Linked DNA regions of Homo sapiens: region 1 is linked to region 2. The links are chromatin loops, found by intact Hi-C in ENCODE. Cell type or tissue: ascending aorta. All regions are shown on one strand. Links, peaks and the distances in the headings refer to the core of each region. The heading gives the core; the rest is flanking DNA.

Region 1 (12,378 bases), core at 1,555-9,554, 63 kb before region 2:
GCAACAGAGTGCTCGCTCTGTCTCAAAAATAAATAAATAAATAAATAAAACACAAATTGATTATCTTAGCTTTCTTGGAGTCAGAAGTCCCGGGCTACAATCCAGGGGCTGGCGGGGCTGTATTTCCTTCTGGATTCTGTTTCCTGCTTTTTCCAGCTCCTGGAGGCTACCTGCGTTCCTTGGCTTGTGGCTGCCTTCCTCCATCTTCAAAGCCAGCAACAGCCAATAGAGTCTTTCTCACATCACATCACTCCGACAGCAACTCTGCTGCCTCCCTTTTCCACTTGTGATTACTATATGGGGCCCAGCCAGATAATCCAGAACAATTCTCCAGTGTTAAAGTCAGCCGATAGGCAGGCTTAATTCCATCTGTTACCTTAATTCCCCTTTAACACATTCATGGGTCCCAGGGATTATGATATAAACACCTTTGGAAGGTCATTATTTGCCCACCACAGCCTATTCTAGGTATTTATTCTTTGTGTGTGTGTGTGTGTGTGTGTGTGTGTGTGTGTGTGTGTGTGTGTGTGTGTGATGGAGTCTCGCTCTGTTGCCCAGGCTGGAGCGCAGTGGCGCGACCTCGATTCACTGCACACTCCGCCTCCCGGGTTCACGCCATTCTCCTGGCTCAGCCTCCCAAGTAGCTGGGACTACAGGCGCCCGCCACCACGCCCGGCTAATTTTTTTGTATTTTTAGTAGAGACGGGGTTTCACCGTGTTAGCCAGGATGGTCTCGATCTCCTGACCTTGTGATCTGCCCGCCTCGGCCTCGCAAAGTGCTGGGATTACAGGCGTGAGCCACCGCGCCCGGCCATTCTAGGTATTTATTCTTAAGAAAATAACGGTGTGGCCAGGCGCGGTGGCTCACGCCTATAATCCCAGCACTTTGGGAAGCCAAGGTGGGCGGATCACCTGAGGTCAGGAGTTCCAGACCAGCCTGACCAACATGGAGAAACGCCGTCTCTACTAAAAAGTACAAAAATTAGCTGGGTGTGGTGCTGTATGCCCGTAATCTCAGCTACTCCGGAGGCTGTGGCAGGAGAATCGCTTGAACCTGGGAGGCAGATGTTGCAGTAAGCCGAGATTGTGCCATTGCACTCCAGCCTGGATGACAGAGACAGAGTGAGACCCCCTGTTCAAAAAAAACAAAAACAAACAAACAAAAAAAAAAAACAAAGAAAGAAAGAAAGAAAAGGAAAGGAAAAAGCAAATGGGGAAACTGAAGCCTAAAGAGTTTAGGAGCCTTAACGAAAGCCCATAGTGGCCGGGCGTAGTGGTTCACACCTGTAATTCCAGCACTTTGGGAAGACGAGGTGGGCGGATCACCTGAGGTCAGGAGTTCAAGACCAACCTGACCAACATGGAGAAACCCCATCTCTACTAAAAAATACAAAAATTAGCTGGGCATGGTGGTATATGCCCGTAATCTCAGCTACTCGGGAGGCTGAGGCAAGAGAATCACTTGAACCTGGGAGGCAGAGGTTGTGGTGAGCCGAGATTACGCCATTGCACTCCAGCCTGGGCAACAAGAGCAAAACTCCATCTCAAAAAAAAAAGGAAAAAGTCTTGAACGCCTCGTGTGTGTGTTAAGGCCTTTTAGGAATGGGTTATAGGTGATTTTTATTCTCTTAATTCTAATGATGCTTTCTAAAATCTCAACCATAACATATTACTTTTGCAATAAGAAAAGTTACCTTTTCATTTTTAACATGTGAGCTTTTGAGACTGGGGCAAATATGAGTTTTCACTGAAGGTCAGACCTAGAACTTAGCCTCAAATGGAACCACCAGTGAATAATCAGCTCCTTCTCCGCGAATCCCATCTGGTGAGCAGGGGCCCTCTTTCTTTCCCTTCCCTTTCTCCCTGGCTGGCTGCAGTGCCCGGCTCAGTAACCACAAGTTGATCTGAGAGGTTCTGAATGGGAATCCTATTTGCCCTCCATTTCCTCTTCTGGGTTAGCCTCTCAGATTTATCAAAATCATCATGAAATGATTTATTTTTAGCCATATCCCTTTGGGGTGATGAGTCCCTGAGTTCTGCCCTCCTGGGATTCCCTGGAGTTTCCTTGGGTGTATTCCCAGGCTGGATCAGAGCTGACGCTCATGCTCAGCAGGTTATAAAACAGGAGGTAAACATACTTCCACTTTTATAACATAGGACTATAGTATACAATCCTAAACATAAAACTATATGTAGGACTGTATATTATAGAACTTTCTTCATCTCTCTAGATATATAGAGATAAGCTACAAAGATATATTCGAATTATTTTTAGTTCATCCCTTTTTCTTGTCTTATTGCTTTCTTGTCTTATTGCACAGTGCAGCAGTCTATGCCCTTTGCCCCACCCTTCCATCCCTGCCCCAACCCCAGCCCTTATCCCCAGGCTGGGCAAGGGAATAGGCAGCAACAATAATGATGGTAAATCCACAAGAACCCTTTGGATTGGCTCCTCTACTATTCCTATTTTACAGACGATGGGACAGACTCAGGGAGGATGGGCAAGTGACATATTCAAGGCCACGCAGCCAGTAAATGGCAGTGGGTAGATTCATACCCATGTCCCTCAGCTGCACAGTCCGAGTTCACCATCCTTGCCCTGTCTACTTCTCAGAACATATGTTTATTTTATTTGTTTTATGTATTTATGTATTTATTTATTTTTTGAGACAGAGTTTCACTCTTGTTGCCCAGGCTGCAGTGCAATGGCGAGATCTTGGATCACTGCAACCTCTGCCTCCCGGGTTCAAGCAATTCTCCTGCCTCAGCCTCCTGGGTAGCTGGGATTACAGGTGCCCGCCACCACACCCAGCTAATTTTTTGTATTTTTAGTAGAGATGGGGTTTCACCATGTTGGCCAGGCTGGTCTCAAACTCCTGACCTCAGGTGATCTGCCCGCCTCAGCCTCCCAAAGTGCTGGGATTACAGGCATGAGCCACTGCGCCCAGCCAGATATTTAAAAAATAATCATTGTTAACATGTATTAAATGCTCACTAGGTACCAGGTGTCCTTTATTTATACATTGGTTTATTTAATCCTCCTAACAGCTCATTTTCTTTTTCTTTTTCTTTCTTTCTTTTTTTTTTTTTTTTTGAGATAGGGTCTCTTTATCTGCTGACCTTCCCTCCACTATTGTCCTATGACCCTGCCAAATCCCCCCCTGCGAGAAACACCCAAGAATGATCAATAAATACTAAAAATAAATAAATAAATAAATAAAATTAAATTAAAAAAAAAAGAGAGATAGGGTCTCACTCTGCTGCCCAGGCTGGAGTGCAGCGGTGCCATCACAGCTCACTGTAGCTCAACCTCCCAGGCTCAAGCAATCCTCCGATCTCAGCCTCCAAGTAGCTGGGGACTATAGGCATGCATTGCCACACCAGCTACTTTTTTTTTCTAGAGATGAGGTCTCACTATGTTGCCCAGGCTGGTCTTGTACTTCTGGGCTCAAAAGATCCTCCTACCTCAGCCTCCCAAAGTGCTGGGATTACAGGCCTGAGCCACCACACCCAGTCAGCTCATTTTACATTTAAGGCCCCCAAGAGAAAGAGGCTAAATAGATTGCTCAAAGCTCAGGCAAGGTCTTGATCTGCACCCAGGAGGCTGGTGCCAGACAGCCATCATGCTACAGAGATGGAGTTACCTCTCAACATGTGTAGGATGAGTAATTGCAGGAGTGAGTGGAAGAAGCCACTGTGGCCACTGGCCATGCCGAGAGATCGGAACACTGCGCTTCCCAGCTCTGGGCCTCGCATTGCTGATCTGTAAAACAAAAGGGCTTAAACCAAACAATTTCCATGGTTCTCCCAGCTCCAGAAGAGCTTTCACCTTTTTTTGGCCTCAGTTTTCCCATCTGTCTTCCAAGGGAATGATCTAGATGATCCCTCAGGCCCTTTGACTGCACAGGCCAATGTCAACAGTACCCTCTGTGTGTTCCAGGCCATGGGCCCAGAAGTTCACCTACTATGGAGTCCCCATTGTGCCCAGGAGACAGGCTCTTCATTAGGCGCCTTCCACTGTCAGGGAGCTGGGGCTTGGAGAGGGGAGGTGCTGATTTTTTTTTTGAGATGGAATTTTGCTCCTGTTGCCCAGGCTGGAGCACAGTGGCGCGATCTCGGCTCACTGAAACCTCCTCCCAGGTTCAAGCGATTCTCCTGCCTCAGCCTCCCGAGTAGCTGGGATTACAAGTGCATGCCACCATGCCCAGGTAATTTTTGTATTTTTAGTAGAGATGGGGTTTTGCCATGTTGGCCAGGCTGGTCTCAAATTCCTGACCTCAGGTGATCCACCTACCTCGGCCTCCCAAAGTGCTGGGCTTACAGACGTGAGCCACCACGCCCGGCCAAGGTGCTGAATTTGAGGCCACATGGCAGTAGGGGCATAGCTGGGGCTGGAACCCTGTCTCCAACACAAAACTGTTCTGCCTCTGGGATGAAGCCTCTACTCAGTGGGCTGTGCTTTTCCTGGGTAAGACCCCTCCACTCTGAGGGTTTTGCTGGGTGCAGGGGCAGGGTCCTCCCAGACATCCTGAGCCCAGTAGTGGCCCTACCCTGCTCGGTTCCTCAGAAAGTGGTTCAGCCACACACACTGTGGGCAGCACTGGGTATGCCCTGGTGCCCAGACTGGGCTCCTCCCAGCCGCCTAGGATGAGGGAGACTGGCGCCTCTTTGCTGGCCTTTCTTGCTGGACACTCCTTGGAGCAGAGGTCCAAGGACGGAGAACCCCGTCATCTCCAAACCCTCCCTACCCATGTGTGCACCTGCACGGATTGCTGTGGCTAAAGACACTTCAGGGACACTCGGCCTCATTTTTTAAATTATTATTTCTTATTTAATTTAATTTATATATATTTTTTGAGATGGAGTTTCACTCTTGTTGCCCAGGCTGGAGTGCAATGGCGTGATTTCGGCTCACTGCAACCTCCGCCTCCCAGGTTCCAGCTATTCTCCTGCCTCAACCTCCCCAGTAGCTGGGATTACAGGCGCCTGCCACCATGCCCAGCTAATTTTTTTTATTATTATTATTTTTAGTAGAGACAGGGTTTCACCATGTTAGCCAGGCTGGTCTCGAACTCCTGACCTCAGGTGATCCACCCACCTCAGCCTTCCACAGTGCTGGGATTACAGGCGTGAGCCACTGTGCCCGGCCTACTCGGCCTCATTTTGAAGTCGATTCCTTTCCAGCGCGGGAGGGGGTGGGGGCGGACACAAACAACACACGCTGTGAGGATTAATGTATTATAATGTATTGCTAGGCTTTCCTTAAAAATAGTGTTCCCGGCTGGGTGCGGTGGCTCACGCCTGTAATCCCAGCACTGTGGGAGGCCGAGGCAGGTGGATCACCTGAGGTCAGACGCTGGAAACCAGACTGGCCAACATGGTGAAACCCCTCCTCTACTAAAAATACAAAAATTACCCGGGCATGGTGATGCACACCTGTAATCCCAGCTACTCGAGAGGCTGAGGCAGGAGAAGCGCTTGAAGTCAGGAGGCGGAGGTTGCAGCGAGCCGAGATCACGACACTGCACTCCAGCCTGGGCGACAGAGCCAGACTCTTGTCTCAAAAAAATAAAAATAAATAATAATAATAAATAATAAATAAAAATAATGGTCCGCAGGCTTTCAGGGATGTGTGCGGGCCGGTTTTCCATATGGGAACAGGGAAAGGATGTGCTGAAGGCTTCCTCCGGTAGGCGACTTTGGCTGATGTGACTTTATGCCTCGTAGTGAGGGCAGGGCGACAGAGGGACGGGCCGGTGAGCGGCTGTCCTGGAGAAAGAGCAGTGGCATCCGGGGGGCTTAGGGTCTCAGGTCTGCTCACTCCGCACATCTTTTCTGTGCTTTCATTGAAAAACAAAACTGAAACAAGAGCGGACACCTAAGTCTGCCTCTCTCTTTCCTGTCACCCGTCTCAGGCTGGCTGTCCTCTGTGTGTGCGCCAGGAATTCTGCAACGAAGCGCCTGCCTCTCCGCTTGGTTTTCCTTGGGGAAGGGCCTGGGGCCTCCTGGGGGGTGGGCACCGGGTGTGTGGGTGTGTGTGGGGGACCTGGCAGGGAGCAGCGGGGGAGAGGCGGGGTGGGGGGTCGCGTACACCCCAGGAGCCTGAGGATGCGCTGCCTGCTGGGAGAGACAGCCTTGGGGCGGGTGGTGTGCACAGAGCTCTGTCGGCCAGCGCGGGCGGGCGGGGCCGTTGTTGGGGGCGCTGAGGCGAGTGAGGCTGGAGCTGGGAGTGGGGGGCTCGTCGCCTTCGTCTCTGGGCCGCCCCCTCCACCTGCGGAGGCGATTGTAAAGGGAAGGGGGGAATCCCTCTGCCATCACCTCCCAGATACTTGGGGGATGGAAAACGACAAAACACGGAACCTCCCACTCCCTAAAAAGTGGGTGGGGAGGGTGAAGGGAGGACACCCCTTCCCCGCCCCCAGCGCCAGCAGCCGGGGTGGGGGCGGGCGAGGCGCGCGGGGAGGAGAGGGCGGAGGAGAGGACGGGGGGCGAGGTTTGCTTCAAGAAGGGGCGTGTGGCCGGCGCAGCGCGTGCACCAGCGGCTCCGGAGCGAGCGGCCGTGGCTGAGAAGGGGAGGGCGGAAAGTTTGTTTCCCCGACGTCAGCGCCGGGCGGGCCGCGAGGCTAGGAGGCGGCGGGAGCTGGGCAGAGCGCGGGGCGGCCGGGGCTCTCGCTCCGACCCGCGCCCGCGACCCTTCCTGGGACCCGAGCCCGAGACCCCCGCCGGCCCCCCCGGGGCCGCTCGCGGGCATGGACAGCGCGGCCGCCGCCTTCGCCCTGGACAAGCCGGCGCTGGGCCCGGGGCCGCCGCCGCCTCCACCCGCGCTGGGGCCCGGCGACTGCGCCCAGGCGCGCAAGAACTTCTCGGTGAGCCACCTCCTGGACCTGGAAGAGGTGGCGGCGGCCGGGCGGCTGGCGGCGCGCCCCGGGGCCAGGGCCGAGGCGCGGGAGGGCGCAGCACGGGAGCCGTCCGGGGGCAGCAGCGGCAGCGAGGCGGCGCCGCAGGATGGTGAGTACGGCCGGCCAGGGACGGGGGTGGCGGGGCCGGGGCCGGGGCCGGGGCCGGGGCGCGGGGTCCGGGGAGCCGGCGCGGGGCGGGCGAAGATGCAGGGCGCGTGGTCGGCGGCAGGACTTCTGGGGGCGCGTGTAAGTGACGGTGGACGGCGGTTGACCAGCACTCTGGGCTGGGGGAGGGGGACCCTCTTCGGGTCTTGGGGTGCGTCCCCACGGGGAAGTGCGCTGCCTTCGCTCCCCAGTATTCGGCTCCCGAACAGCCTGGGAAGTGGGTGTGGCTGCTGCCGGGTTACAACTGGGGAAACAGAGACCTGAGTCGGGCAAAGCCGCTGAGCTGCACGTTGGGGTTTCAAACCCGCCCCCTCCCGCACGAGCTAGCGCCGCCCCAGCTCCTCCTCGGTCTTAAGTTGGGCTCTTTGGGGGGCGAGGGTGCCTGCCCACCCCCCCCCACCCTCCAGTTTGCCCCGGGAGCAGCTGCCTCGGTGGAACGGCCCAGCCAGGCCTCTCTTCCCCGGCAGAGGTCAAAGGTCATCAGGAAGGGGCTTTAAAAACAAACAACCCACCCAAGTGGCCTTTTTCAAAAAGTGACACAGGATGGCAGGGTCCTGAGCCCTTGGTAAGAAGGGGAGGGACGGGGAGAAGATGGAGAAAAAGCAAAGGCCCCAGCCCCGGACGGTTCAGTGGGGGAGGGGAGGACCGGAGTCCTCGCGGCTCAGCACACACTAAGGATGGGGGCCCGGTGATCTGAAACCAGGCCCCTGTCCCCTAGCTCTGGGGATGGGCCGGCCTGCTGGGGGCTCTGGGCCCCTGAAGTGTGCCCGCCTGACTCCAGCAGCCCTCCCACCCGCCCCGGGGGACCCTGTTCCCGGCACCAGCCTCCAGGTCTCAGGGTGCCCAGGCTGGTGGCTGCGTTCCTTGGCTTTTCAGAGACAGGAGGTGCAGGGAAAACAGAGGTGGCTGCAGCCTAGTCTGAATCCATGTGCGTCCACGAGGACGCCTGCGACACGCCTGCCTTTCACGGGGCACCTTCTGCCAGCCTGTGGCTGAGATGAAGCCACTGGCTCCCTCATGGCAGCGGCCACCACTCACTGGCCACAGTGGACTGGCCACTGGCTGCACCCTCCGGGGTGAGTGTGAAGCCAGCAGACCTCCCAGGAGTTGGGGTTTAGCTCCTCAGTAGAAAAGGGGAGGGAGATGTCCACTCTGGCCCGGAGGAAAGCAGGTGCCCTCTGGTTTGTGCTGGGGGAATGCCCTGCCGGCCCAAGGTCATTTGAGGACCTCAGCGGCTCTGAGCCGGTCCCCCAACCCCAGGACAGAGGAGAGGTCCCGGTTTACCCTGATGAAGGGAGACTCCAGGGGTTGGGAAGAGAAGGAGGAACAACTTGAAGGTGAAGGGAAAGAAGGAAAGGAGAAGGCAAGGAAAGGAGAGAGAGAGGGAGGAGAGACAGAGGAAGAGGAAGGAAGGGAGAGGAGAGAGGGGTGAGGAGGGAAGGAAGGGGGCCAGGGTGTCTCGTACTCCAGTCCTGGCCAGGGGACGGCCTGCCCATTTCTGACCTACCCCTGCTGTGGGGACAGCCAGGGAAGGCCGTGCTTCTCCCGGACACGGTGTTGGAGGTCTCTGGTGGCGGGTTTCCCCGGGGATCCCAGAACAGCTAGTGTCAGCTGGGGATGTGGGCGCCTAGACAAGGCCCTTGGCAGCCTCCAGGCAGCTGGGTGTGCAGTGGGTCTCCCCAGCAGCTCCCTGGGGCTAGCCACCCTCCTGGAGAGCCCATGAGGCCTCCAGGCCTTCTCCTAAGAAGGGGCATTGGCACACTGGGAGTACCCAGGCATGCTTGGGACACACTGGGTGTGGGATCAGGTGGGGTGGGGTCTGGGCCAGGCTCCAGGAGGCGCTCGTGGGCTGGTCCGTCTTGGAAGCTGCCTAGCTCTGCCCTGAGGACGATGGAGCCCTGGCAGGGAGAGTCCCTGGGCTCCGCCCGGGGTGTGGCCCGGATCTGGGTCTACAGGCAGAAGGTGGAGAGAGGGGACTGCAGGGCAGGCGCCAGTTTCCAACTCATCCATCTGGGTCAGGCGGCCCCACCACTGCCACTTGCTGTGGACTCCCAAGTCCTGAAGGCTCCAAAGGTGGGGGAGATGGGATCCTTCTTTCCCCATCATCGACCCTTTGAAAGTGGGCAGCCAAACCTTGCTGGGCTTGCCGGGACTGCAGACCCCAGGCCAGTGGGCTGAGTCTTGGGTTGCGGCATCATCCTCCAGTCCTGGACATACAGGAGCCCGGTCCCCTCACCACGGATCCAGACATGCTTGGAGGTGGGTTTTCCTGTGGCTCTTGGAGTTGTTTTCAGGTCCAAAGAAAGATGGTCTGGCCGGGGGCGGTGGCTCACACCTGTAACCCCAGTGCTTTGGGAGGCTGAGGTGGTTGGATCACTAGAGGTCAGGAGTTTGAGACAAGTCTGGCTAACATGGTGAAACCCCATCTCTACTAAAAATACAAAATTAGCCGGGTGTGGTGGTGCATGCCTGTAATCTCAGCTACTGGAGAAGCTGAGACAGGAGAATCCCTTGAACCCGGGAGGCGGAGGTTGCAGTGAGCCAAGATTGCACCACTGCACACTCCAGCCTGGGCAACAGAATGAGACTCCATCTCAAAAAAAAAAAAAAAAAAAAGAAAGAAAGAAAAGAAAAGAAAGAGATGGCACCAAAGAGGGAGTGCCCCCATTAGAAAAATAAGGGTTAGCCAGGTGCAGTGGCTCACACCTGTAATCCCAGCACTTTGGGAGGCTGAGGCAGTTGGATCACAAGGTCAGGAGTTCAAGACCAGCCTGGCCAAGATAGTGAAACTGCATCTCTACTAAAACTACACAAATTAGTCAGGTGTGGTGACAGACGCCTATAATCCCAGCTACTCGGGAGGCTGAGGCAGGAGAAAAAAAAAAGAAAGAAAGAAAGAAAAATAAGGGTTAATGGGGGACACCAATGAGTTAGGAATTAATACGTCTTCAATCTGCTGGGATAGCAGGCTCAAACTTTTTTTAATTTAAAAATTTTTGTTTGCACAAAGCCACCAGTAGATAAAGCCCGCTACTGCCAATGACTTTCTAAGACCAGGCTCCCTCCAGAAATGGCCGGGAAGACCGTGGCTTCGCCAGTGACTCAGAACAAACCAGGGTCGCGGGTTCCTTCCTCGCCAGTCAAACGCTGAGGGCTGCACCAGGCACGTTAGGAAAACAAACCCTGGTTTGCTGCCTTTGCAATGACTTACAACAAAAGAAACCACATTAATAACTGAGATTTTCTCTAAAGCATTCCCTCCTGTGGGCAGAGTGGAAACGGGGACGTGGACACACTGGGAAAATAAACAAAGCCCCTAGAGCCAGGCAGGGGTGAGGCCTCTGGCCAGGGAAGGCTGGGCGGCCAGTGCTCAGGGCTGGTACCTGCTTTGGAAAACCCCAGGATTCACTGCAGGAGAAACCTTGGGATCCCACGTGGATTCATTTTCCAGAGATTTCGGAAGATGAAGTGCTTGCATCTAAGGCACGGGGCAAGGCAGGGTGAGGTGGGAGCCCTCGAGGGGCTGTCGGTGCATCTGTTCATAGGGGTGGGTCTGGTTTGTGGTGGGGGTCCCCAGGGCTCAGCTCAGGGCCTGAGTTAAGAGACTGAGTTAAGAGACTGGCAGACCTACCTTCAATTATTTTTTATTGCGATAAAAGATGCCTAACATCAGATTGACCATTTTCACCATTTACAAGAATGCTGTCCGGTGGCATTAAGTCCGTTCACATTGTCGTGCAGTCGCCACCACCATCCATCTCCAGAACTTTCTCATCTTCCCAAACTGAAACCGCACCCCCTTGAACATGCATTCCCCCTCCCCCAGCCCCTGGCACCCAGCAGTCTGCTTCCTGTCTCTGTGGATTTGACTACCCTAGGGATCTCGTATGTAAGTGGAATCCTACAGTATTTGCCGTTCTGTGACCGTCTTATTTCACTTAATGTGACGTCTACAGGGCTCACCCGTGTAGCATGCGTCAGAGTCTCCTTCCTTCTGAAGGCCGAATCACATTCCACTGTACGGATGGACCACATTGTATCCGTTCACCCATCTACAGACACGTGGGTTGTTCCCATCTACTGTGAACAGCACCGCTGTGGACGTGGATGTATACAAGTCCCTGCTTTTAATGATTTGGGATATCTAGTCAGTGTTGGAATGGCTGCATTCTATGGTAGTTCTACCTTTAATTTTTTTATTTTTTAGTTTTTCACGGAGTCTTGCTCCATTGACCGGGTTGGAGTACAGTGGTGTGATCTCCGCTCACTGCAACCTCCGCCTCCTGGGTTCAGGTGATTCTCCTGCCTCAGCCTCCCGAGTAGCTAGGATTACAGGTGCGTGCCACCATACCTGGCTAATTTTTGTATTTTTAGTAGAGACAGGGTCTTGCCTTGTTGGCCAGGCTGGTCTTGAACTCCTGACCTCAGGTGATCCACCCGTCTCAGCCTCCCAAAGTGCTGGGATTACAGGTCTGAGCCACCGTGCCCGGCCCTACCTTTAAATGTGTTAAGGGTCCATAATACTGTTTTCCACGGCTAACTTCGGTTTTTAACCGGCCTCCCTGTAACTGATGCTGAAACAGGGCATCATCACAAGACCAGAGCCAGGCTTTGGAGGAAGAGACAAAGGGGTCCCTTCAGAGCCCAGCCTTTGAAAGGCAGCTTGCGTTCCTTCCCCTCCCCTCTCCCCTTCCTTCCCCTTTCTCTATTTCCTGGGACAAGGGGAGTCATGCAGTCAGTGAGCATTCTTTGGGGTGCTGGGATGCTCCAGTTGGGGTCCTTGCTTTTGCCTTCCTCTCCGTGTGTGACCTTGGGGGTGTCATGTCACCTCTCTGTGCCTCGTTCACCACCTGAACAGTGGGAGATGGCGTACAAGGGTTGGGAGGCCCTCCCGACTGAGATGATTTGACTCAGGCTTAGGAACCCCATGATGGGCGTGTCTCCCTGGGATGTGGGGTCTCTGAGCCTGGGTCTGAGCTGGGCCTGGTGCCTGGACCCTCAGATGATCATGTCTCAGCAGGAGCCGGGGAGCAGGGAGGGAGGAGGAGTGAGTGAGAGGCTGAGTGCCCAGGGGGCCTTCCGTTTGGGAACTGCTGGGCCTCCCAGCGTGGCTAGGGCGGGACAGTGGCCTGCATCTCGGCCTTCTTTTCGCCAGGGAGGGTTGGTTCATTATTTGTGGTTCCAGGACCTCTTGCTCCTCTGTCCAGTAGATCATCTGGGTGGAGCTTGGGGGCCTGGCACAGGGGGCTTAGACCGGCTTGCCCTTCTCTGTGAGCAGAAACTCAACAGGCTGGAGCCACCACTGTCCCCTCCC
Region 2 (12,252 bases), core at 882-8,881:
GCCGGGCCCAGCTCTTCTGTCCTTGGCCACCAGAGACTGCAGCCCACAACCCTTGGAGGGGTTGGGCCGGAAGGTGGAAGAGCCTGCCAAGGACCTCATTTAGTTTGTGTATTAAAACCAAAAAGCTTTTGTCTTTAAGAAATAAAACCATTTTTTTAAGCCCCAAAAGGTTGCAGGAAGGTGGGTAAGGGCCGCAAACAATGTTGGTGGCTGAGATGAGAGCTGGGACCCCACAGGGCTGGATGGCCTTCCTGGGCCCTTTTCTGGCCTGCAGCAGGCATGGAGACCGCCTCGGCCTGGCTCAGACCAGCAGCCATGGGAGGCCCACTGCCCTCATATCTGTACTGTTCCCGGGAATGAAGTCCTCTGTCACCCTGCAGGGCCCCCAGAAATGGGGGCTGGGGGGGTGGGAGAGGAGGACAGAAACCCACCCTAGACCCCATCTCCCATCTTGAGTCCCAAGGGGACACCCAGATGTTTGGGCAGAGCCTTGCTGTGTGAACCTGGGCAGGGATCGTCTCCCCATCCTATTGCGGGGCAGGATGGGTGATCATGGATTCCTAGACTGGCCAGAGGGTGTGTGGGACAGATGGAAGGACATTCAGTCCCTTGCTTCTGGGCACACAGAAGGCGTGGGATCTCTCCGGCCATTTAACCATGAAGGGGCTGAGGAAATGGCCCAGAAAACAGGTGCAGACTGTAGGTCCCGGCCAGGCTCCCAGGACAGCTGAGGCCAGCAGAAGACTCAAGTCCCTCAACCCACCCATTTGCAGCCAGTAACTGAGGGTGCCACCAGCCAGTGACACCACTTACGAGGGATCTGCAGAAAACAGGGGTGAGGGATGGTCTGAGGCCAGTCCCTCTACCTGTCCCCACGCCCACCAGGGAAGTCAGGAGAGCCTTTCTGCTCAAAGTCACCCCAGTCCAGCCCCCGGGAGGTAGGACAACACTCCCCCATCCCAGAGGGCACAAAGACGGTCAGCCCTGGGCAATGGTGGTGGGAACCCTGGCCCTTGGGGTGGCGGGGTGGCAGATGGCACAGCAAGGAATCTCGATGGAGTCAATGAGCTGGGCCAGTTCTCCAGTATCCCGCCCTGCCCATGCAGGGTCACCATGCCCCTAAAGTGCCAGCCATGGGGCTCCACACATGAGTAGTCTGCACGGGGACAACCTACTTTCTTTTTCTTTCTTTCTTTCTTTCTTTCTTTCTTTCTTTATCTATCTATTCTATTTTTTTGAGACGGAGTGTTGCTCTGTCGCACAGGCTAGAGTGCAGCAGCACGATCTCAGCTCACTGCAACCTCCGCCTCCAGGGGTTCAAGCAATTCTCCTGCCTCAGCCTCCCAAGTAGCTGGGATTACAGGCGTCCGCTGCTACGCCCAGCTAATTTTTTGTATTTTTAGTAGAGATGGGGTTTCGCCATGTTGGCCAGGCTGGTCTTGAACTCCTGACCTCAGGTGATCCACCCACCTCAGCCTCCAAAAGTACTAGGATTACAGGCGTGAGCCACTGTGCCTGGCCCCCACTTTAGTTAGAAGGTACAGCAGCTACACTTGTGAATAAAGTGAGGACCATCTCCCACCTGCCCCCAATACACCCCTGAATACTCTTCCCCATACTCCATCCGGATTTCCACCACAGAACGTGGCCCCTTCAGATGTGCAAACACACCTGGGGAAGAGTGACCGCCCGGTCGCTGTGTGACTTCTTCCTTCGGTGGCTGGACGGCTTCCTCCCTGGCCGCAGCAGGGCCTCTGACCAGCAGGAGAGCCTGGGGCACCAGTGGGGGCTGGGGTGGAGGGGAGGGGGAGTTCTGCTGAGGTCTACAGCTGCTCAGCCCCACCTGACTGTGAGGGCCAGGCCTGTGCCCTGGACTGGGGGAGGAGGGGGAGTCAGATTTGTGTTTTCTGGCTCAGTTTGGCCTCTGCCTCGGGTAAGTGCTTTCTGGACCTCCATTTGCCATTCTTGCACTGAGAAAATATTATGAAACGCAAGGTTCCTGGCCGCAGAGGCTGCGCCATGCTATGAGGAGGCAAAGACAAAGGAATAATTACAGCACCACTAAGGCTATGAGGGGGTGCTGCAGGGGCCCAGGGAGCACAGACGGGGCCCCAAACCTTGTTGAAGGCATCTGGGCAGGCTTCCTGGAGGAGGTATGCCTGAGAGGATGAAGAGTTCACCAAAGAGGGGGGAGGGGCAACGGTGTTTCTGGCTGAGGGGACTGCATGAGTGTAGCCCTGGGGCAGGCCAGAAGCTTCTCTTTGGGCCAGTGGGAGCTGTTCCCGGGCTGGATCTCCTGGTGCCGGGTGAAGGTGGAGAGGAACAGGAACTGGCTCAAACGAGGTTTGTGTGGCCGGGACTAGATGTTTGGATGTCACCCTGTCTGTGGGGAGCCATGGAGGGGATTTGCTTGGTGGAGGGACGTGCCCTGAGCCTCCATGAGGAAGAGGGACCGTGGGCTAAGAGTGAAGGAGACAGCCCCTTGCGGAGGCCAGGGCGGGTGTCCAGGTGGGAGGGGCTGTGGCCTGGGCCAGATGGGGACAGAGTTGGTGGAGCTGGGAGATGTTTCGGATGCAGCAAAAAAAAAAAAAAAAAAAAAAAAACAGGAATTGGTGACTTGGTGATGGGCTGGGGAGACTGGGAGCCTTCAAAGCCAGTTTGCAGACTGGGCACGTTGGCTCACGCCTGTAATCCCAGCACTTTGGGAGGCCGAGGCGGGCAGATCACTTGAGATCAGGAGTTCGAGATCAGCCTTGCCAACACGGTGAAACCCCGTCTCTACTAAAAATACAAAAATTAGCCAGGCGTGGTGGGGCACACCTGTAATCCCAGCTACTCGGGAGGCTGAGGCAGGAGAATCACTTGAACCCAGGAGGTGGAGGTTGCAGTGAGCCGAGATCAGGCCACTGTACTCCAGCCTGATAGAGTGAGATTCTGCCAAAAAAAAAAAGCTGGTTTGGGGTTAGACACACAGGAGTGACCAGGAAGAAGAGATCCTGGCCATGGGACTTGCCTGGTGGAAGCCTCTGGAAGATGCAGGCCTGTCCTCCCACCCAGACAAGAGCTGGGGTCCAACCTGGCTTGAGTGTCCTCCTAGGCACAAAGCTTGCTCCCTTTCCCCATCTGGGGGATCTGTGCCCGCATTTGGTCCAGAGCATGGGGGCCCAGAGCAGAGCACTCACGGGCAGCCGGGAAGAGCAGGCTGTTTTCCCCCAGGAAGCACTAACCTGGGAGCTCGTGAGTGGACAGACCCCCCAACCCAGGCCCCTGGCCAGTGCTCCAGGCCTGGTGCAGGCATCTCAGGCCTTTCTACTTTTCAACCCAAAGGGAGGGCACCCTGAAGAATCGCCAGGCTGAGGCTGCCTGTGCAGTGATGAGGTCACACCAGGTGGGGGCCTGGGAGGCCAGTCCCAGGAAGGCCAGCTTCAGAAAAAAACGGGGACCTTCCCACGGAGGTGCTGGCCTTGCCGTTGGACCATGAGGATGTTAATGTCACTTCCTCCGAACGCTCTAGAGAAAACAAACCAGCTTAATCGTTTACACATGCTGCTCCGGGAAGCTGAGGGAGGGGTCGAGGCAGCCCTCCCTATAAAAGAGAAAATATTCAAACACTGCTGTCGCTATTGTAGCCCTAATTGCAGGGCTGTGTGGGCAGCTTCCTGGGCACCCATCCCAGGGTATCATTTTTCCATGAGGACAAGGTACCTAAGGCCCTGCCCTGGGCTGAAGAACTTGCTGCCTTTGCCCATTTGGCCAAGTGAGCTTGAGTTTGGGAGAGGGCATTGCGTGTCTCTGCTTTTATTTTTTTTTATGTGAAATAAAAGAACTTGAGAGAGAAAGGGAGGGGGAAGGAGAGAGAGAGATTGAAGGAAAGACAGTCAGCTCTTGCAAAAACCCAAACCAGAGAAATAAAGACTAGAGTTTCTGGTCCTGTGACCCTGGACAAGGCACTTCTCGGGGACTTGGTTTCCTTGTCTGTAAAATGGGGATAATTACAGAACCCACTGCATAGGGTTGTTGGCACAAAGTTCCCGCCCATAAATGGGTGCCTCAGTGTTTACGGTGGAGGAGCACAGGGTGAGGGATGGAGTTTGAGAAAATATACGTACTCCCCTTCCTGGGGTGAAATGGCACTTTCTCTGTCCAGAGACCCGGCATACCCGGTCCAGAGGCTCTTCCCCCGTTCCTTTGATGTCCACTAGCCTTAGGAGCCCCAGCTGGGGACCCAAATCAACTTGGTACCTCCGGCTCCTGCACCTCTGCTTCTCGCCCCTGGGGGGCGCCGTGGGGCCGCTGCAGGGCCCTGGACTGGGTTCCCGCGATGTGGCCGCACACACCCCATCCTCTCCGCTCTCCTGGGAGATCTCCAGGGCTGGCAACGGGCTCCTGACCCAGCCTCCTCTGGAAAGACAAAGAAACAAGCAAATCCCAAACCACCAGCAGGGGTTACAGCGTTTACAGAAGCCTTAGGAAACAGGAACCAACAGCCGTGAAGATATTCACATGCTTTCCCCCAGCAAACCCGTCTCTAAGCTCTACTTTGAAAAATAATCAAAATCTCAAAATCGGGGGGCGGGGGAAGCAATGTGCACATCAGTGTTTATCACATATTTTATACGTGCAATGTAAAAAATCTGGAAAGACACAAGCCAAAATGTGAGTAGCTTAATTTTTTTTTTTTTTTTTTTTTTGAGACTGAGTCTCACTCTGTCACCCAGGCTGGAGTATGGCACAACCTCGGCTCACTGCAACCTCCACCTCCCTGGTTCAATTGGTTCTACTGCCACAGGCTCTCGAGTAGCTGGGACTACAGGCCTGCGCCACTATACCCAACTAACTTTTTGTATTTTTAGTAGAGACAGGGTTTCACCATGTTGGCCAGGCTCGTCTCAAACTCCTGACCTCAGGCAATCCACCTGCCCGGGCCTCCCAAAGTGCTGGGATTATAGGGCTGAGCCGCTCTGCCAGGCCAATTAGCTTAAATTTTATGGTGACTCACAATCCACGAGTCTCCATATTTTTAAAATAACTTTATAGAAAAAACAATCTTTAAAAAGAAAGCAGGCCAATGTAACAGCCTCGAGTACATAATAAGGTCTTCAAAGGTTAAAAAAAAATGTGCTTTTGGCTGGGACTGGTGGCTCACACCTGTAATCCCAACACTTTGGGAGGCCGAGGCGGGCGGATAACGAGGTCAGGATTTTGAGACCAGCCTGGCCAGCATGGTGAAACCTCGTCTCTACTAAAAATACAAAAATTAGCCAGGCGTGGTGGCGCACACCTGTAGTCCCAGCTACTCAGGAGGCTGAGGCAGGAGAATTGCTTGAATCCGGGAGGCGGAGGTTGCAGTGAACTGAGATCATGCCACTGTACTCCAGCCTGGGTGACAGAGTGAGACTCCGTCTCAAAAAAAAAAAAAGTGCTTTCTTCCCTGTGTTTTGTGTCCCCCTGGTGCCTCACACAGAGCTAGATGTGTCCTCTGGATACTTGCTGGTCAGTGGAGGTACTGGAAACAGTGTGTTTGAGAACATCTGTCTCCCAGGCTGGAGTGCAGTGGTGAGATCCTTGCTCACTATAACCTCAAACTCTTGGACTCAAGTGATTCTCCCGCTCTGGCCTCTCCAACTGCTGGGATTACAGGTGTGAGCCACTGCGTAATGGCTCTCCAAGAACTTCTTAATTCTTAGTTCACACCTTAGAAAAAGTGGGAATGGATTGAGCTTGGGATATAAGGCAGTCAGGAATGAGCACCTTGAAATCAGAAGGGGGACTCAAAAGAGAGACGGTGTGGCAGATACAATTCTAACATGGCCCTGCCAGCCGGGCGCAGTGGCTCACACCTGTAATCCCAGCACTTTGGGAGGCCGAGGCAGGCAGATCACCTGAGGTCAGGAGTTTGAGACCAGCCTGGCCAACATGGCATCTCTACTAAAAATACAAAAAATTAGCCGGGCACAGTGGCGCACACCTGTAATCTCAGCACTTTGGGAGGCCAAGGCAGGCAGATCACCTGAGGTCAGGAGTTTGAGATCAGCCTGGCCAACATGGCATCTCTACTAAAAATACAAAAAATTAGCCAGGCGTGGTGGCACACACCTGTAATCCCAGCTACTCGATAGGCTGAGGCAGAAGAATCGCTTGAACCCGGGAGGTGGAGGTTGCAGTGAGCCAAGATCACACCACTGAACTCCAGCCTGCACTGCAGAGCAAGACTCCGTCTCAAAAAAAAAAAAAAAAAAAAAAGATGGCCCTGTGATTCCCACCCCAGGTAGTCCCACCTTTGTGTAATCCCTTCTCCTTGAGCGGAAACTGTGGCTTGTTTCTGACAAATAGAGTGCGGCAAAGGTGAAAGGATTTTTCAGATGTAATTAAGGTCTCCACTCAGTTGACGCTGATGTAAGCAAAAGGAAGATTCTCCCTGGTGGGCCTGACCTAATCAGGCGAGCCTTTTGAAAGATCCAGGTTGTCCCTGAAAGAAGAGATTCCAAGCAGACAGCCACTTTCCTGCTGAGCTGGAAGACGCAAACAGCTATGCTGTGAAGTGCCTGCGGAGGGGGAGGCCGCCAGGAGCTGAGGGCTTCAGTTTCAGAACCACAAGGAGCCCAATTCTGCCTACAATTCAAACAAGCTTAGAAGAAGACACTGAGCTTCAAGTGAGACTCAGCCTGGATGACACCTCGATTGCAGCCCTGGGAGGTCCTGAGCACAGCACCAAGCTGAGCCTCGCCCAGACTCCTGACCTACAGGAACTGTATGATCGTAAGCGTGTATAGTTTTAAACTGGCAACTTGTTACACAGCCATAAAAAACTAACACAGGTGGGAATGAAGCTTGAAAGTTTACCTTGGCTGGTGCGGTAGCTCACACCTGTAATCCCAGCACTTTGGGAGGCCGAGACGGGAGTATCACCTGAGGGTCAGGAGTTGGAGACCAGCCTGGCCAATAAGGTGAAACCCCGTCTCTACTAAAAATACAAAAATTGGCCAGGCGTGGTGGTGCACACCTGTAATCCCAGCTTCTCCAGAGGCTGAGACAGGAGAATTGCTTGAACCCGGGGGGGCAGAGGTTATAGTGAGCCGAGATTGCCCCATTGCATTCTTGCCTGGGCGACAGAGCAAGACTCTGTCTCCCCCCCGCAAAAAAAAAAAAAAAAAAAAGAAAGAAAGAAAAGAAAGTTCACCTTGAGCTTGGCCTCCCTTGGCCCACGGGACACCCAGGGAACCCCCAGACCTGCCACAGAGCAGACTGGATGGTAGGCCCCTGCTCTAATTACCTGCCAGTCCACAGTAAACAGCCTCTTGTCTTATTTATCTCCTTCCTGGCCATTCTGCACAGTCAACAGGCCAGTTGTCTAAAACACAGCCTTGATCACGGATCATGTCTCTTCCCTGCCTAGAGCCTCCCTTGGCTCCCCAGGGCCCTTGCAGCAAAGATCAATCACCCAGGCCAGGTGTCTACAGTGCCACCATCCAACCTTAACCCCGCCTCGTCCCTACCCAGATTTTTTTTTTTTTTTGAGACAGAGTTTCGCTCTTGTCACCCAGGCTGGAGTGCAATGGCACAATCTCGGCTCACTGCAATCGCCACCTCCCAAGTTCAAGCGATTGTCCTGCCTCAGCCTCCTGAGTAGCTGGGACTACAGGCACCTGCCACCACGCCTGATTCATTTTGTATTTTTAGTAGGGACAAGGTTTCACCATGTTGGCCAGGCTGGTCACAAACTCCTGGCCTCAGGTGATCCGCCCGCCTCAGCCTCCCAAAGTGCTGGGATTACAGGCGTGAGCTGCTGCACCTGGCCAGATTCTTCAGACAATCCTAACAATTCGGTCCCCTCTTTCCATTGTATCCCTCCTCCCTGTCTCCCTGTAGCAACAGCTTCCCATCCAACCCCTTTGCCAGCAAAAATCCACTCCAATGAGGTTACAATGTAGTGTCACCTTTTAAATTTTTTTTTATTTATTATTATTATTATTTTGAGACATGGCCTCACTCTGTCACCCAGGCTGAAGTGCAGTGGCATGATCTGGGCTCACTGCAACCTCCGCCTCCTGCCTCAGCCTCGCAAGTACCTGGGACTACAGGCATGCGCCACCACACCCAGCTAATTTTTGTATTTATTTTTCGAGATGGGGTTTCACTATGTTGCCCAGTCTGGTTTCGAACTCCAGTCTCAAATGATCCACCCACCTGGGCCTCCCAAAGTGCTGGGATTACAGGCGTGAGCCACTGCGCCTGGCCAAGTTCAATTCTGGACAGTCAGCAAACATAATAAAAAATATATATAACTCCGTGTTATAATTTTATATTTGGAAAATGGAAAAAAAAAGCCCTAGTTTCATAATTCAAACTTCTAAAAGTGAAGCTACTCAAACTCTTCTTGGCTGGTGTAGATACTGAGGGGGCAGCCACCGTCAGCTGGGTGGCCTCAAACCTGCATCTCTAGGGACCATCACAATAACATCATCAAAAGGGGCTTAGAGGTGGAGAAACACTGCCTACCTCCCAGGCTCACTCTCTCTTTTAGATATATATATCCACATATATCCATATGACATTATATATGTTTAACATGCATAGTAAAAGAATCTGGAAAGTCATAAACGATAATGTGACCAGTGACTTTTTACAGGGAGGTGGGATTCTGGGTGGTCCCTATTCTTTATATATATACTTGTAAATTTCTCTACTTAGGTACTAAAAATTGACAACACTCTAAAAAATCCTGTCCAAATTGGAACCATCTTTTTGGAGGACAATATGTACTACACGTCCCAAACAGACATGCCTTTTTGACCCAGCAGTTTTACTTCTAGAAACATATTTTAGGAGGGGCACAGTGGCTCACGCCTGTAATCCCAGCACTTTGGGAGGCTGAGGCAGTAGGATCGCTTGTGTCCAGGAGTTTGAGACCAGCCTGGGCAACATAGCGAGACCTTGTCTCTACAAAAAAGTCAAAAAATTGGCCAAGTGTGGTGGTGCATGCCTGTGGTCCCAGTTATTTGGGAGGCTGAGGTGGAAGGATCACTTGAGCCCAGGAGGTCAAGGCTGCAGTGAGCTATGATTGTGCCACTGCACTATAGCCTGGATGACAGAGCAAGACCCTGTCTTGGAAAGAAAGAAAGAAGAAAGAAAAGAAAAGAAAGGAAGGGAGGGAGGGAAAGAAGGAAAGAAAGAAAAGAAAAGAAAAGAAAAGAAAAGAGAGACGGGGAGGGAGGGAGGGAAGGGAGGAAGGAAAGAAAAGGAAGGAAGGAAGGGAGAGAAAGAAACATACTTTAACGAAATGGCTGTGAGGTAGGAGGTGGGACTCAACTCTGGAGGTGGGGCTCAGACACCGGACCAATTGAGGACTAGCCAAAACAGGGACGGGGGCAGAAGCAGCTTTCCATACCACAGATCACCAGTGTGCCATGTCAGTTTACTATCGCCATGGCAACACCCAGGAGTTACCCCCCATTTCCATGGCAATGACCCAACAACCCAAAAGTGACTACCCCTTCCCTAGAAATTTCTGCATAAACTGCCCCTTAATCTACATTAATTAAAATATAATTAAAAGTAGGTATAAATATGTCCGCAAAACTGCCCTGAGCTGCCCCTCTCTACCTGTGGGGGTAGCCCTGTTCTGCAGGAGCAGTCACGGAGCTGTGACACCGTTGCTTCAATAAAGCTGTTTTCTTCTGCTCTACCATGGCTTGCCCTTGAATTATTTCCTGGGCAAAGCCAAGAACCATCACGGGCTAAGCCTTGCTTTGAGGCTCGCCTGTCCTGCATCCGCTGTGCACAGAGATTGATGTACGAAGACGCCCATTGAAAGCATGGCATGTGCTCATGCACCCTGATGAATCAATTATCCAACAACGAGGGCTGATTAAATAAATGATGAGGGTCTCCAGGATGATGATGTACCGTGCAAGGGCACTGTCACAGTTCATGCCACTGACCACCGAGACCCCTAGGAGTACATGCAGATGTATGATCAAAGGAAATTCTCAAGCGATGATAAAAAAAGCAAGTCTTAGGTGTCTCTTCAAGGCTGTGAGCCCCGAGCACAGACAGCACTCACCGCTGTGACACACTGGCGTCTCCCCGATGCTGAGAAGCCCTCTGTAAATATCTTTTGCTGTGGAATTCCATCCTGAATATAGTCTTCAATTTGGTCCGGTGGGGGAAAAAACAACCTGAACCTCCCTGTGGCCCTCTGCTTGTATCCACACACACGTGCATGTACACACTCATCATTCACATCCGTTTCTTCACTTAACATATCTTCCCCAGGAGCCGGGGACACAGGCACGGCAGAGAACGGCACAGACCGAAATCCCGGTGCCCCTCAAGTGCACATCCTAGGGGGACACGGGCAATGAGATAAAGACACAGAAGGTAAAGGGGGTCTGCACACTGACGACCTCGAGGTACCTTGCTGGCCTCTTGAGAACTTGGCCTTCCTCCAAGCAGGATCAAAGCCACCTGAGGGCTTCGCACACAGGGGTGATGGGGGCCTCTGACTCTGGGTGGGGAGTGACCGTAAGGGCCCAGGGTAGACTCAGGGATCCAGTCGGGAGGTACTGCAGTGACCCAGGGCCTCACTGCAAGGCGCTTGAACAGGAGTCCCAGAGCGCCCGGAGCCCGGCCTGGGTCAGCCTCCGCATGGTGATTCCTGGAGGGGTTGATGTTTCTCTTGTGAGCTCTTGTGAGCTTTCCTGTAGTTTCTAAACCTGTGACATCGACCATTACTTGCAAGTACATATAATTAACAAGTTCAGAAACTTAAACAAGCCTTTCTTTAAGACAGAGTCTCGCTCTGTCACCCAGGCTGGAGTGCCGTGGTGCGATCTCGGCTCACTTCAACCTCCGCCTCCCGGGTTCAAGCGATTCTCCTGCCTCAGCCTCCTGAGTTGCTGGGATTACAGGCACCCGCCCACCACGCCCAGCTAATTTTTGTTATTTTTAGTAGAGCTGAGGTTTCACCATGTTTGCCAGGATGGTCTCGATCTCCAGACCTCATGATCCGCCCACCTCACCCTCCTAAAGTGCTGGGATTACAGGCGTGAGCCACTGCACACGACCTAATCTTTGTATTTTTAATAGAGATGGAGTTTTGCCATGTTGGCCAGGCTGGACTCGAACTCCTGGTCTCAAATGATCAGCCTGGCTGGGCCTCCCAAAGTGCTGGGGTTGATTTACAGGAGTAAGCCACTGCACCCAGCCTAAAAACATAAACAAGTTTTAATTCAAGCGATGCCTCTCCTGGGAAGCCTGCCTGGATTCTTACCAGCCCCAACAGATAATCCCTCTTTGGACTGCCTTGAATTAGAAACAGTGCAACCTTCCAGCCTGGCCTGCCTGGAAACCTGTTCCCAACCGCAGCATCCTCCCAGGATACACACACAGAGGCCCAGGAATCCCCTCAATCCTGTGGATTCTGCCTTCCCAGGGGGTCCCCAGGTTCGATCCCTGCCTCGCAGACCAGCATCCAAGGCGGTGAACAGCAGGTCCCTCTGTCCACTGTCATCATTGCCTGCCCTCATCCTCACCCTCAAGGTCCTCACGCACCAGGGAGGTTCTCAGAAGCCTTGAGACATTAGACTCATTAACCTGTTTGTCGAGGGAGCCCCAGGAGGTCCTTGGTGGGCCTGTCACGAGAGATGGGGGAGCCCAGGTGGGCAGGGCACAGCTGCCATCACCTGCCATGGGCTTCCTCCTAAGAAGGTGTGTGGGGTGGGAATGAAGGCTTCTGTAACATGAGATCTCACTGACATATCATGAAAAGAGGCCCCCAGATTGCTATCCTGTTCCCTGGGCCTTGGGTCTACATGAATTCCAACTGCTCACTCAGAGCTCGGGAGAAGATGCTCCAGACAGTGGGCCCCAACTAGGGCAGCTTCAGCTTTGCAGGCCTGGACCTTGGCCCCATTCACTGCCCCCAAGAGGAAAAAGTCCTTGCCTGCCTCCCTGAATCGAGGCTCTGGGCCCCCCAGGCTTCTGCTCAGTGCCCTCTGCCCCCTAGACCACAGACAGCCGAGGCCCACCCTTCCCAGTGCCCCCAACTCCAGGGTCAGGAAGGAGGAGACAGCCCCCAGGAGTTGAGCTAAATCTGGGGGGAGTTGGGAGGAAGATGGGCTGCAGGCGTGGGGGGCCACAGGCGTGGGGGATGAGGTCAGGAAGAACCCCGCCAGTGCCTGAGGTCATCTTGCACTCGGTACCAATTCCCACTCTGCCTCTGGTCAGTTCGGAAGATGCGATCAACCATGA

Evidence for each region. A loop is a pair of places that touch in the nucleus more often than their neighbours do. Peaks named below come from ENCODE experiments on the same cell type or tissue, not always from the same donor. Only the 100,000 strongest peaks of a DNase experiment are listed, where the experiment ranks them.
Region 1: it touches region 2 in a loop (2.7-fold over the local background); 17 of 110 quality-filtered maps call a loop at or near these places.

The regions. Positions count from the first base shown.
Region 1 is chr9:129,659,119-129,671,496 of GRCh38, forward strand. It overlaps PRRX2 (paired related homeobox 2), which reads left to right and starts at 6,529. Exons shown (of 4, transcript NM_016307.4): 1 at 6,529-7,008. The coding sequence starts at 6,750. RefSeq lists enhancers at 10,040-10,541, 10,542-11,041. In ascending aorta, for the core only: no CTCF peak of the experiment used is centred there; DNase peaks (open chromatin) are centred at 6,514 and 8,986; H3K4me3 peaks cover 3,943 bases; H3K27ac peaks cover 4,287 bases.
Region 2 is chr9:129,722,507-129,734,758 of GRCh38, forward strand. LOC124902284 (a long non-coding RNA gene) reads right to left here and starts at 4,361. Exons shown (of 2, transcript XR_007061815.1): 1 at 4,243-4,361; 2 at 3,783-3,826. It overlaps PRRX2 (paired related homeobox 2), which reads left to right. Exons shown (of 4, transcript NM_016307.4): 4 at 1-168. RefSeq lists an enhancer at 2,206-2,705 and a silencer at 4,245-4,438. In ascending aorta, for the core only: a CTCF peak has its summit at 4,266 (motif pointing right); DNase peaks (open chromatin) are centred at 2,217, 3,465, 3,545 and 4,275; H3K4me3 peaks cover 1,790 bases; H3K27ac peaks cover 4,562 bases.